Linked DNA regions of Mus musculus: region 1 is linked to region 2. A link is a contact called in ENCODE POLR2A ChIA-PET data. All regions are on one chromosome and are shown on one strand. Each heading gives the region's core, a stretch centred on a gene start or an enhancer-like site at or near the end of the contact. The rest is flanking DNA. Distances are from core to core; before and after follow the strand shown. Region 1 holds the start of Cant1 (calcium activated nucleotidase 1). Region 2 holds the start of Usp36 (ubiquitin specific peptidase 36).

Evidence for each region. ChIA-PET counts read pairs that join two places held with the same protein, here RNA polymerase II (POLR2A).
Region 1: POLR2A ChIA-PET joins it to region 2 with 15 read pairs in Patski. The contact joins the promoter of Cant1 here to the promoter of Usp36 in region 2. POLR2A ChIA-PET finds 5 or more read pairs at or near these places in 2 of 5 experiments (Patski and embryonic stem cell).

What each region holds. Positions count from the first base shown.
Region 1 is chr11:118,416,899-118,423,761 of GRCm38, reverse strand. Cant1 (calcium activated nucleotidase 1) reads left to right here and starts at 4,644. Exons shown (of 5, transcript NM_001025617.2): 1 at 4,644-4,832; 2 at 6,108-6,188. It overlaps Gm35598 (a long non-coding RNA gene), which reads left to right. Exons shown (of 3, transcript XR_880340.2): 2 at 949-1,069; 3 at 1,371-1,601.
Region 2 is chr11:118,288,477-118,295,702 of GRCm38, reverse strand. It overlaps Usp36 (ubiquitin specific peptidase 36), which reads left to right and starts at 5,459. Exons shown (of 21, transcript NM_001033528.1): 1 at 5,459-5,746.

The sequences.
Region 1 (6,863 bases), core at 3,395-5,894, 130 kb before region 2:
GTTTTCTGGGAGGCCTAGGCAGGTGGAGCTCAGGATTGGCAGCTTAAGGGCTGGTACAGGACCTCACAGCTGGAAGGAAAGAAATGTAAGTAAGGACTGTCCCTCTGCAAGGTCAGCACACTCGGGCCGTGGCCGTTCACGCGCCTCTTGATGTTCATTCAGCCATTTAACCTCCCCGTGCCTCAGTTTCTCTGTCTCTACTAGCTCCCTCCGTTTTGGTAAAACATGTCAGTTCACACAGAGGCTTGAAACGACCCTGATGTAATTATCTTAACCTGATAAATAAAGTGACATCGCCCCCTGGTGGAAGGCACAGTCCTAAGCGCTTAACTAGGAGGAGCTGTGAGAGATTGAAAGAAGGGATGGCCAGAGTGACAACCGACCATTATACAGAGCAACAGGAACAAAGTGTGCTGAAAGGCTGTGTGTAAGGGGCAGAGGAAGCCCTGATTGAGTGGAGGCCTGAGTGGAGGTGTACTGTTGACATGGGCATGGCTGTCAGGGACCCCAAGGCCCAGACCCATCCTGACGTCCAAGTGCAAGTGTTTGACAAGTGCATACAGAAACTAGCAGCCGCTGCTTCCTTCTGCAGAGACGGCTGGCCTACAGACTCCTCCCACAGAGACTAGGTAACGTGTCCCTGTGCTGTAGCTAACAAACATACTTGAGGTCCTGGCTTGATGTAGTTATTGATTCCATTCCATCTGAGTGCACACAGCACACGAGCTTTTCTGTATGTGTGTCTGTGTCTGTCCTTTCTTCATGTCCTCACTACCTCTAGTCCAAGGTGTTCTGAATGTGGCAGAGATGCTGGGGCACAGACCATGATACCTCAAGGAATGGTGTGAAGTCCTCCGGGCTGAATGAGGAGCGACGGAGAGACCCTTAGAAGCAAAACCTCTCTCAACCTTCTTCAGCTCTCCTGTCTCTACTCCTCTTTCCCCATAGAAAGTAGAACCCCTGTCCCAGAAATCCTGCCACGAAATCCAGAAACAACATAGAAGCTTTCCCACCTCTCTGTGCAGAAGCTGGCTATCGAAGAAGTTCTCCGACCTACAAAGTACAGAGAGTGAGTGGCTGTTAGGTACTCAGCCTTAGATGGGCGATCTGTTTCAACCGCACTCCACACAAAGCTCAGGGAATTGTGGAAGAGGAGGTGGAGAATGGGAGGAGTGCCGCTGTAAGCTGCTGTCTTCTCGATAGGGCACGACAGTTATGGTTACCCACAGGATCAATCTGGGAAGGTCAGTCGACTTCCCAGCAGGTAGCACTAAGAGGAGGGGGGAGCTGGAAGTGAATATGATCAAGATACATTGTAGACATGTATGACATTGTCAAGCAATGCATAAAACATTCTTTTTTTTTTTAAGGCTTTTTTTTTCTGTAGGACTGAAGAGATAGCCCAGGAGTTACGAGCACTTGCTAAACCTGCAGAGGACCCAGGTTGGATTCCCAGTGCCCACATGGAGACTCACAGCCATCCGTAGTTCGAGTTCCATGGGATCCTACTCCCGCTTCGACCTCCATGCACCAGTCAAGCACACGGTGAATATGCATAAGGGCAAAACAATCAGACACAAAACCAAAGGAAGAAGTTGTTCTTTAAAAATATATATATATTTATTTTATTTACATGAGTACACTGTAACTATCTTCAAACACACCAGAAGGAGGCACTAGATCCCATTACAGATGGTTGTGAGCCACCATGTGGTTGCTAGGAATTGAACTCAGGATCTCTGGAAGAACAGTCAGTGCTCTTAACCACTGAGCCATCTCTCCAGCCCCCAGAAGTCTTTCTTAAAAGAGGAAGTTTACATATTTTTGAAAAGTCTTCTGACCCATCTTGTTTGGTGATATCCCACATGAACTTCAAGCCAGAAGGAGTCTTGTTCCCCACCTGGCCAATGTTGCTGCAAAGGGCCAAGGAGACACCAAGCAAACATTCCTGCCAGTTCCTCCCACTAGATCCTCTCACCAGCCCCCTACCCCCCCCCCGCCACTAAGTCCTCCCAGTGGGTCCTCCCATCAGATCCTCCCATTAGGTCCTCCCACTAGGTCCCCCACTAAATCCTCCCACTAGGTCCCCCACTAAATCCTCCCACTAGATCCTCCCACTAGGTCCTCCCACTAGATCCTCCCACTCATCCTAATCCCATTAGGTCACATTCCTTTTGTCCAATCATGTTTATATATGCAGTTCCTTCTTCATCAAATCCAAGCATTAAAATAATGTTCCCAGGCTAGAGCTGGAGTTCAACTGGTAGAATGTGTGCTGAGCATGCCAAAGCCCTGGGCGCCATCCTCCAGCCATTCACCACACAGACCAGGTGTGATGGTGCACACCTGTAATCCCAGACACTCGGAAGGTTGGAGTATCAGTTCTGGGGTCATCCTCAGATGTATAGCTAGTTTGAAGACAGCTTGAGCCACGTGTTTCCCGGGATTCTCTGGATTTTGAAGGTTCTCATTTCTTAAACAGAGATTTTGTGAATATGATGTGCTATTCTCTCGCTGCCTGCATTTTGTTACTAGAGTGTAGGCTACTCCATGGAGGGTGAGGAAGTTCAGGTACTTTTCCGATCCTGTGGCAGCTATGACAGCGTCTCCCATAATGCAAAGAAGAATGCAGATCTTCTGGCTTTTCTTAGCCATGGAGCCACTGCAGACTGCTGCTCTGGAGGACATGTACTCACTCCTGCATGAACACGTACTTTGGGCCAGTAGGTTTTCTTCTAGGAATTTATCCTAGGTACATTTTATAGTTGTGCTTTAATAACACAAGGATATTCCCTGAAGTATTGTTGAAATGTGAGATTTTAGGTATTCCAAAAGAATGTTTTAGGGTGGAATTAAATAGCTTCCCTATGGTCTTGGGTAGAAGACTGTATATGGTAAAAAACCTCATTGGTCTCCTGACTCTACAGGAGTAATTCTATTCAAGGTCCCTAAAGGTCAGTTGCTGGGTAGTTGCAGGACTGTGTCATTCAACTTCTGAAGCTTGCAACGAGATGATGAGAAAGAAGTGTTGAAGCTGGTAACAAAAGTATCAATGCAACCCAACATCTCCTAAACAGACCTGTGTGCCTATGGAAACATCATTCGGATAAGGTTAGTATTGCACAATAGCAATACGGAAGGGATGGATTTCTTCTTAAAGAGATATTACCATAGCTACAAAAGAATTGCACACCGTCTAAAAGATATGACAGGGCTGAGAAGAAAACTCAGCTGGCAAAGTGATAGACTTGCAAGCACAGAGGTGAATCCACTGCCCAGAAATCATGTTACGAAAATGATGGGTGTGGTGTTGCAATCCTGGTGCAAGGGGTACTAGAGCTTCCTGGGACTCACTGGGGCTCAGTGGCCAGCCAGGCTAGCCTACTCAGCCAGTTCCAGGCCATCCAGAAACCGAGGTTGTCCTCTGGCCTCTAGGGGAACGCAAGTGCACCTGTGAATATATAAACCCACACAGATGCGTGTTCTCTCTCTCTCTCTCTCTCTCTCTCTCTCTCTCTCTCTCTCTCTCTCTCTCTGTGTGTGTGTGTATGTGTGTGTGTGTGTGTGCGCGCGCGCGCGCGCGCGCCCCTGGAACACCGACTCTGCCATCTCTCATAAAGGTTAAGCTGGGCAGAACTGAGCAATGTATTATTTAGAGTTGCACAGCTATGTGTTGTCTGCAAAGGAAGGCTTGAGAAAGATGAGCACAGTATTCGGGACCATGCCTCCCGTTGCAGGTGTAAGGAGAGGAGCTGGGAATTGGAAGGAATACCTAGAGTGCTTTAAAAATCCTACGAGCAATCTGCTATTCCGAGTGGAGAAGCTGTAACAAATAGAAGGTGGCTGATTGGGACTTGGTTTGGTCTGACACGAACATCAGAGAATTCAAGAAAGATGGCCTGCCAACCCAAGCACAGAAGAGGGAACCCAGCACATTTCTATTTTTCACATGTAATTTAGTATATATTCTAACGTTAGTTAGTGTATGTCCCAGAGGACAAAAAGGGGTGGAAGAAAGGGTTGTTTTTCACCGTGTTGGGTTACATATTTTGAATTCGTCCCAACTGTGCATCGGTTACTTCCCAGAAGGCTTTTGGGAGACTCAGGGATGAGGCTGAAGTCAGGAGGCAGGGCTGACTCTCTCCATGGTTGATGAGGGCCTCTTAAAGTCCTTACATGCCACCACTGTCTAGGACTGAGCCGGTATCACACAGCACAGAGCTCAGGGCAAGGCAGGCTGGGAAAAGATGAACCGGGGTCCTCCGTTTGTAAGGGCTATTGACTACAGTCGGCGGCGGGAACACACCACCATCCTCTGGTCCTGCTGTGGAATCTGGTCAGCATTGGCTATGACCAGCTGGAACTGCTCAGAAGAGGGTCTGAGGACTAGGGCGGCAGAGAGGAGTCCTAACTTCTAAACTTCCTGAGACGAAGGTCGGGGGGACCAGGCAAAGAACCCTGAAGCTTAACTGGGGAACGACAGACAACTCCTTTGCTGGATTTCCGCGCCTCAATTACAAGCTCAAGCGAAAAACTACGATTCCCAGCAGCCCGGCGCTCAGTGCGCAGGCGCAGAGCAGAGACTGGGTGGGCGAGTAGAGGAAGACACATAGAGCAAAGGCTGCCGGGAAGACGTGGCTGTAGGCAACCGAGAGTGCGGCGCAGGAAGACACTTAGAGCAGAGGCTGCCGGGAGCGCGCGGCCAGAGTGAGGCGCAGGCGCAGAACAGAGACTGCCGGGAGCGCGCGGCGGGGCGGAAGTGGCCGCCTGCCCTGTCCGGCCCTACGCAGGTAGGCGGCAGCCCGCAGGCTCCGGAGCCAGGCCCTCAGTGGGTGAGTGACGGTGCGCCCGCGGCCGGGTGCCCTCCCTCGCTGTGTTCTGGGGCCTGTTGCCACCCGCATCCGTCCGGCCCGGCCCCAGGCACCTCAAACTCCCCCCCGCAGCTAGGCTGTGACGGGTGCCGGACAGACAGACGTCTTTCCCCCTCTGGCTTGTGTGGGAGACCTCCCCTTTCTGATGAGGGTGCCGTGCTGAAGTAGTGCGAAACTTCTTCCTCTTCTGACTAGCATGCTTCAAATGCCCCTAGCGACAGTACCTTCCCTCCCTCCCTGCCTGGCCTGGGCACGGGCTCTCCAGTTTGGCACTTGATCACCTCTCTAACAGACCCACCTACGCACCCCATCCTCACCTGTAACCGCCCACTTCCTTGCTCCTGTCCTGGCTCTTCTTGCTGTCATCTAAGATTGGACCTTCCCCCTAGGCAGCATAGTGCACTATCCTTTTTTACTACCCGACTACCGACACCCCCTGCTTCTTCTGCACACCCCCTAGTCCCTTTCTGCACATACAACCCTAATCTCGGCTAGACTCTCCCAGCCTCGAAGTCGGGCATCACCTGGTCCATCCTTACAGAGCTTCCTGCCCCTAGCACCTGTGACATTCATACGCCTCCAGTAAACCCAAGCACCTTTCTGCAGTCACTCGGGAGTGCCTCAGTAACCAGCTTCATTTCCCAGTTCCATCTCAGGTCTATATACTGGACAAAGCTTAGACCTGGGAACCTGGTCTCACGGTGTCAGTGGGGCCTGACTGACTAGATCTTACAAGCTCCCAAGACTGTCCTGCATGTACTGCAGACCCTGCCTTGGGAACTCCTTCTCCCTGCCCCTCTGGGGCTTGTCTGAGGACCATCCTTCTGGACTGGGCTACAGGCCCTCCTTTGAGCTGCTCCCTAGACCTCGGCCTAGCAGTCTTGCTGGAACCCGTGAGCACAGCCTACTTCCTTCTGGATAAGACAAGGGATCTCTGTCACATAGAGCCCAGAGCGTCTTTGCTTGGCTAGAGACAGAATTCTGTGTGCTTTCTTGCTTTCTTTGTTCCATTTGACCTGTTATAAAAAAGTAAATGCTTCTTGCAACTGAATGGACCATGTACTGTGACCATATTGTCCCTCAGTCCCCTTTACCACGTAATATGCACCAGTGTGTCCAGGAATGCATGACATCCTCTGCCTGCTGAGCAGCGGGGACAGGAGGAGAGGTCTAGAGAGTGGAAGAGGCAGGTGTCCCGTTGCCACCCACCTGACTGTGGCATGTGTGCCCATGAAGCTCCCACAGATACGTGCGACCCTGTCACCTGAGCCTTGGAACATCCTTCGCAGTGTGGCTGTCTTCGCCGTGGCCATACAGGTAGGTGTTCCAGTGCGTGTTAGTATCTGTCCTTTGAGGACAGTGGATGGCAGTCCACACTCCTTCCCCTCTCTGTCAAGAGGCATGAAAATACCTATTAGAAGCCAGTGAGTGTTGAGAATTTCTGGAAAGCTTGTCTTAAATGCCAACACTGAAGGAATTAAAACCTTGTATACTGACTTTAAAGACTTTATATTGGCTTTTCTTTTCATCAACACAAGACAGATTGTCTAGGAAAAATTAATAATAACCCTGATCCTAGAGAAGTCCACATGCAATGAAATAGAAACTCAAGGCAGCTCCCGTGCATTGAGAGTGAGCAATTGTGAGCAGTAAAGTGCAGGTGAGCGTGAGCTGAGAGCCATCAGGGTGGTTCTGAGGGTCTTGCCTTGTCCCCCAGCCAGCACAGGGCGGGGGCGGGGGAGCTCTGGGACAGTGTGGGCTGTGTCCAAGGGTGCAACTGTGTATTCTGGAATTGAGTTCTGGTCTGGGTTGGACTGGGATTGTCAAACCCCTGTGTTTTCAGGCATGCTGTGTTTGGGGTATCACTTTGACCTGGAGGGCAGCTCCTTTGCTAAGTCCCTCCCAGGGCACTGGGGATGCAGACTAAGCAGAAGCAGCAGCGTTGTGATGCCACAGATGCAAGCCGGGGAGGGTTCTGAAGCCTCTCTGCCC
Region 2 (7,226 bases), core at 4,210-6,709:
CTCTATCCCCACGCCCACCCCCAGTGATTGAACCTAGCAGTGTAGGCTTTTATTTGCCTTAAATGGAACAACAGTACTAATAGGCAATGACCACCCTGAACCTGTTCCTGTCTGCGCAGGTAGGGAAGATGGCAAGTGCCACTGTTGTCCCTAAGGATCTGGGACTCTAAGGACTGTTCATATAAAGTGAGGATGCTCTAGGTCAGTGGCCAGGGTCCAGGCTGTCAGTGCATGCCACACTGTAGGATGTGTGGGTGCTACAGGGAAAAGGCTGTGGGCAGTAAGGTCCATCTGAATGGGGTGGGGCTCTGGTGGCACTCCAGGATGGAGCACAGGCTCAGGCAGGGTGAGTTCCGACCTTAAGCAAAGAGCATGTTGTGCCTGGTTGGTACCATTGCCCATGAATGGCAACTTCAAGGCAGTGGAAGGTCACATGGATGATTCTGCTTATGGGAAAAGTCAGTTGCTATGGCAACTCAGGGACAAGGTGACCCCTTAGCTTGCTGGGACTGCAGGGAGCCTACAGCTAAGCTGGCAGAGTTAATAATGCAATTTGGCATAGCTGTCTCACATGCAGAGACACCAGCAGTGTTTAGGATGGAGGGAGGGTCTCTCTCTCTCTCTCTCTCTTTTTTTTTTTTTTTTTTTTTTTTTGGTTTTTCGAGAAAGGGTTTCTCTGTGTAGCCCTGGCTGTCCTGGAACTCACTCTGTAGACCAGGCTGGCCTCAAACTCAGAAATCCACCTGCTTCTGCCTCCCAAGTGCTGGGATTAAAGGCGTGCACCACCACGCCCGGCTTAGTTACTTTTCTATTGCCATGAAGAGAGATCAAGGCAACTTATAAAAGAAAGCATTTAATTTGGGATCTCACGGTTCTCGGGGGTTAGCGTCCATTGCCGTGTATGGCAAGGCAAGCAGGCATGGTGCTCAGGCAGTAGCTGAGAGCTTATATCTGGTCCACAATCAGGAGGCAGAGAGAGCTCTAACTGGGTATGGCATGGGTTTCTGAGGTCTCCAACACAAAGCCACACCTCCAAATCCTTCCCAAAGAGTTCCACCAACCGGGTGGCGATGTGGCTTTCAAGTATGTGGGCTCATGGAGGGCATTCATATTCAAATCGCCATAGGGGATGTTAGATTTTGCTTTTTTTTTCATTTATTTTGGTGTGGTGTGGAGTGGTGTGGTATGTGTGCGTGTGCACGTGCACACATGCACTCACCTGTGAAGGCCAGAGGTTGACATCAGGGTGTCTTTCTCAGTTGTTTCTCTATCTTATATTTTGAAGCCAGGGATCTCTCTGAACCTGGGGCTTGCATTTCAGTTAGACTGGCTGACATTAGGAACACCTGGGATCTTATCCCCTCCCCAGTGCTGTGGTTACAGACATGTTCCACAGAATCTAGCTTTTATATGGGTGTTTGAGATCTACAGTCAGGTTCTCATGCTGACCCAACAGGGACTTTACCCATGGAGCCATTGCCCCAGTTCCTGTCGTGGTGTTTGAAGACATCTTCCAACATGCAAGGGCCATGATTTGGAGGGAGGGAGTGGGTCCACTTTGCACTGACTTTCAAGGCAGGGAGCAGACTAAGTAACTTTTGGGCAACATTACTACTCTATCAATACATCTTTTTTTCAAGTTAAATCTAATTCTATAAATTTAGAATATAGATATAAAACAAATGTGTCCCTCTGGGGAGGGTGGCTCGCATCTTTAATCCCAGCAGGCAAATCTCTGTGAGTCCGAGGCCAGCCTGGTCTGCAGAGCAAGTTCGAGGACAGCCAGGACCACACAGTGAGAAAAACAACCGTGAAGCTTGTTCCTTCCTTTACAGCATCTCTCCTGGGCTCTCTTTTATGATTCAAAGATAGTTCAGTTGTCTCATCTAAAAATATCTTGCTTTGAATTTTGTCTCTTCCAAAACATTTATCTACAGTGTTCCTGAAACATGCTATTTCCAGAGACACGATGGCCTCTGGCTCTTGCAAGTCATGGTAGGGACAGACAAGATGTCCACAGGATATTCCAAACGAATGGCAGGGAAGTAAGGAATCCAGGGAGACTTCTACAAGTGGGCAGTGCCTGAGCCAAGGGTTGAGAGGCAGGTGGGAAAGGGAATTCCTTGCCAAAGACCTGCTTGATCCTAGAGCAGGGGTGTCTGTTTGGGGCAGAGATGGAGAGTTTGGATTTGGCTGTGAGGAGTCCAGAATTTAGTGTCTTGAGGCTGAAGTCAACTTGCAAAGCAGGAGGCAGCTGAGAGGCTCTCTCAGCTTCTCGGTCAGCAACGGAGGCAGGGAGCAGTTTCAGTCAGGGGGGCCATGCAGTCAAGGGTAAGCTATAAACGTTAACATGGATTGGGTCTCATGTAGACCAGGCTAGTGTTGGATTCACTATGTAGCTGAGGGTGAGCCTGAGCTCCTGATTCTCCTGCCTCGACCTGAAGACATCTGCTACCGCCACCCCGTGCTTAAATATGGGGTTCTGTTTGGCACCTGAGCAATGTGTTTGGCAGTTCTACTAATATTGGTGAACTTGGTGAGGAACTTTTCTGTCTTTATTTTTATTTCATGTGTATGGGTACTTTGCCTGCATGTATGTCTGTGTACCAGTATTGCACGGCTGATGTTGCAGAGACCAGAAGGATGCCCTGGAAATGGAGTTACAGTTCTTAGCTGCCATCTAATGGTGCTTGGAATTGAACCCAGGTCTTCTGCAAGAGCCATCTCTCCAGTCCCAGGCAAGGAGGGATCCTTAAGCAACTGTCCTTGCCCCTCCCCCCAATACTCGATTACTGTTGGTGGTGGCAGGTGGGCCATCTGTTTTAATTTATTTTAATCCTGATTGACAGTGAAGTGGCTCCCATTTGTATCCTTGGCTGTCTGCGCACACCATTCTTCAAGGACGACGAGATGAGAGTTGGTGACTGGAGGTCTTGCCTGCCTCTTTACAAGTGTATACTACACATGCAGAAGAAACTGCAAGTAACCAAATTGATGTTATAGAGGATTTACTGATAGATTCGCTCCGGATGCATTGTGTAGAATCTAGCCTGTGCTGCCTCCAAAACATTCCAAAGATAAGTAGTGTGTAACCTGGCTTACTAAGAAATAAGCAAAACCAACTAAGCCAGGATGTAAACGTTTACCTGGATTGATCTGTCATCAGACCCACCCCCAAAGAACATGCTTTTATCAGGAAGCTCAAGGGGGCAGTGCAGGGTCACAGCTGCCACTAAGACATGGTCTAGCATTAAGTTCCCTGGGTTATTAGGAAAAGCACAATTCTGCCAGGTGGGCAAGATGAAGCTGGTAACAACTATTTGAAAGACAACAGTGATGTACTTAATAAATAATCCTAGCCAAGTACTAGTGGTGCACACCGTTAATCCTCGCACTGGGGAGGCTAAGGCAGGTGGATCTCTGAGTTCCGGGCCAGCCTGGGCTACAGAATGAGTACCAGGACAGCCAAGGCTACATATGAAAACCCAGTCTCAAGAAAACTAAAACAAAAGGAAGGAAGGGAGGGAGGGAGGAAGGAAAGAAAGAAGAAAAGAAAGAAAGAATCCTTACAATATCTTTGCTGAATGAATCTGCCATCTGCCCAAATGGTCAGAGTTAAGTTTTCCATCTCTATTTAAATTATTCAATATGTAATCTGGGATCTGGACCTAAAAGAGATTTACAAGTGTCAAGTATGCACAATGCACAAGCCTACCTTGTCTATGAGTTAATAAGACCTTCTTCTGTTTGAGGCTGGCTCTTCCCTGGGCATTGGCCACATCCAGTTGCATGTAAAAGTATGTTCTTTACAGATCTCGAAGTGTGCAGAGTGATTTCTCACTGAGAAGGGATTACATTTCTATAACACCACTGCACTAGGGGGTTGGGGGGCATCTGGGGATTGCATTTATTTATTTATTTATTTATTTATTTATTTTGAGACAGGGCTTCTCTGTGTATCCTTGGCTCTCTGGAACTCACTCTGTAGACCAGGCTGGCCTTGAATTTAGAGATCTGCCTGCCTCTGCCTCCTGAGTGGGATTAAAGGTGTGTGCCACTATCGCCCAGCCTGGGGACTAAATTTATTACCTGCCAACTGAGCTACTGACTCTGAATTTTATTTTATTTTTTTGTCCCCACAGATCAAGCCTCCAAGTAAGAGAAATTTGCAAAGTAACAGGCTAATTAGAACAACATCTGGATTAAAAACCTAGGTCTTATGCCAGGTGCCAGCTCCCACACAGGAAGCGTGCTAAAACAGTGAATTTCCCAGGAACTGTATCAGGCTCGGGACAGCAAAAGCAGTAATTCATTGTAGCCAGCCTAGAACAGTGGGTTTATAGAGCCAGCTCCAGCCAGACACAAAGAGTGGTCAGAGAACAAAGAAGTCGGTCTAAATAAAGAGGGAGGATTCTGGGACTGGAACTCAATAGTTAATAGCCCCTACTTCTCTTACAGAGTACCAGAGTTTGGTTCCCAGCCCTCACACTGGGAGCTCACAACTTAGAGCTGCCTGTAATTCCAGTTCTAAGAGAGGATGAGACACCAGTGGCCTCCACAGGCACCTACACTCAGATATTCTTCCCCTATACGTATGTAATTCAAAATCTTTTTAAAACTAAGAGAACTTTTTTTTTCTAATTTAGGTCATATGTGTCTGCCACATGTAGAGTTACATGAGATTTTGAACCACCACTGTATGGGTGCTGGGAAGTCCTTGGAAAGAACGACAAGCCATCTTAACCTCTGAGCCATCTTTCTAGCTCTAAAAGGGACATTGGTATAGGCTAACAGGATTTGGTCTTTGCCATTACTACCCCATCAGCCCCCACTCCCACCCCCTTTTTTAAAGACAAGGTTCTGCTACGTGGTCCAGAAGACATTCTCCAATGATCCTCCAGCCTTGGCCACTTAAGTTAAGCGGTGGAGTGGCTATAGCCAGCATCTCAAGGATCCCAGAGATGACGTTTAAGTTCTGATCATCCCCCACCCCCTCCACTCCTCAGAGTTGCAGAAACTGCTTTCTTGTGCCACAGCGCCTGTTTCATGCAGTGATGGATGGAACCCAGGGCCTCATTCCATGCCCGGCTTGCTAGGGTTTTTTTTGTTTTTTTGTTTTTTTTCAAAAGGACGCCTGCAGGTAAGAACTAACGAACGGTGAATCTTCAAAGCCTCGGTGGCTTGCACTGAACGTGAGCCCTGAGCTCCTCGCCGCAGCACACTGGGCCTGCGCACTGGCAATGTCAGGCACGCAAGCGGAAGTGACGCCACTCGCGTACACCGCGGGAACCACGCCAAGCCGCAGCAGGGTCTCTGGACTCCGGGACGCTTCCGGAGCTTTTAGCTCTACGCGCTTGCGTCATCGCGTAGACTGGCAGGCCTGCGGGGCGGAGGGGTGACGTGTGCGTCGCGAATAGCAGAGAAGGGAGGGTCCAGGGAGACAAGTCGCCGTTAGCTCCGCCTCTTAAGGCGAACGTGCCCTTCACGCGGACTCAGGGAGCACATTGCAGTGCGGCTCCTTTAAACGTCGTGGTGACACGTGTGTGAGGCTCTGGAGGCCCGGATGGTGCGCATGCTGGCCCGGCCCGGATCGGACGCTGGTGCTGCGCGGGCCTTCCGCGGGTTCCCGAGAGGCCTAGGAGGTCGAGGTCGGGCGCGGCGGAGCGCAGGAGCTTCCGCGGGGCTTGGGACGAGGAGGGTGCGCGTTCTACCCGCGGGTTTTGGGGACTCCAGCGAAGGCTGACAGGTGCGTGCGTGGCCGGCGAGGGCACCGGGGAACGCAGAAAGAACATCGGACGCAAGGGACAGGGATCGCCGGGAAGGACAGGGCGTGAGAGGGGCGTAGGGCAACACTGGAGAAGGTTGGGGTGCGAGGGACTTGGAGGAACAAGGGATGCCAGGGACTCCGAGGAAGGGACAGGTGATGTGAGGGGTGCCTGTAAACCCTAGCGTAGCCAGGGAATTGCATCAGTCTTCATCCCAGGGAGCTTCTGGAACGTGAGGTCGCTGGGATCGCGGTTGTTCTCTCAGAGCGGGTTTTCCTTTGAAGGTTCCCGGAGCTGGAAATCTTAGGGTGGAGGTATAGCTGTAGTCCATTTTATAGACTAGGGCAGGGTCAGATCCTTAACACGGATCCACACCGAAATGTAATAGCAGGATAGCATTCTAACCAAAATGCCCATTGCTTATGGTGTGTGATTGTGTGTGCGCGCGCGAGCCTGCCTGCGTCTGTGGCGTGACCCTTGGTGATGGAGATGGTGGAATAGCATCCTAAGACAGGGAGGCACCTTGGATGCCTGAGGATGCCAAAGAGCATGTAGTTCAACTGTTCCCTGACTTGGAATGCTCTGCGGTGGGATGCCTTGGAGGCCCCAGCTCTGTCTTCGCCAGCATGTAAGTGACCCTGAGAATCTGACTTGAGTATTTCTTGGAAAACAGCTTAAAGAGCTGAAGGAAATGCTTTGTTTAAATGACATCTGTCAGAAGGGAGGAGCCAGGCTTGAGTTCCGAATTAGATATGTAAATTGGGCGTGCAGAGTATCCTAGTCCTTGAGAGACCTGGGTCGAGGAAGCATCCCGGTTGGCCTGAGAGTCACACGTGCTGCGTGTGCATGTTAGAGGGTTTGCTGGGAACTACACGAACATTTTTCTCGCTCCTACATCACATAGCCGTATCTTCCAGGTAGAATGATAGACACTTTTTTCCTGCTATAGCTTCAAAAATGATCTTGGCTGAGTAGCCTGCCTTGGTCCTAAGGCCCTTGTGGCAAATGCCTTTGGGTTAGTGTTCCCATTTGCTCATCCCTGAACCATGTTGGGCCAGGACAAAGTTCTCACCTCCCCGTAGGGAGGCATGTGTGGTTTTGAAAATGATGTTTGTGTGGTGGGGATTTTCAGAAGCCAGGCCACCTCCCATCTGCATTCTGTTGGGGGTGGGGGCGTTGGTTAGATGGAGTTCTGAGGCATTCTGCAAGGCAACCTGGGAATGAAGAGGTGAACCAAGATTGGTCAGGCAGTTGTCTTAAGCCCTTGATGGTGGCATTGTGCTGATTGTACCATCCTTTGCATCTGTGTGTGTTTGAATGGACGGAAAACACTTAACTTTTTGGGGCCAGCCGGGAGTGATGGGGCCAGCCGGGAGTGGTGGTGCACACCTTTAATCCCAGCACTCGGGAGGAAGAGGCAGGCGGACTTCTGAGTTCCAGGACAGCCAGGGCTACACAGAG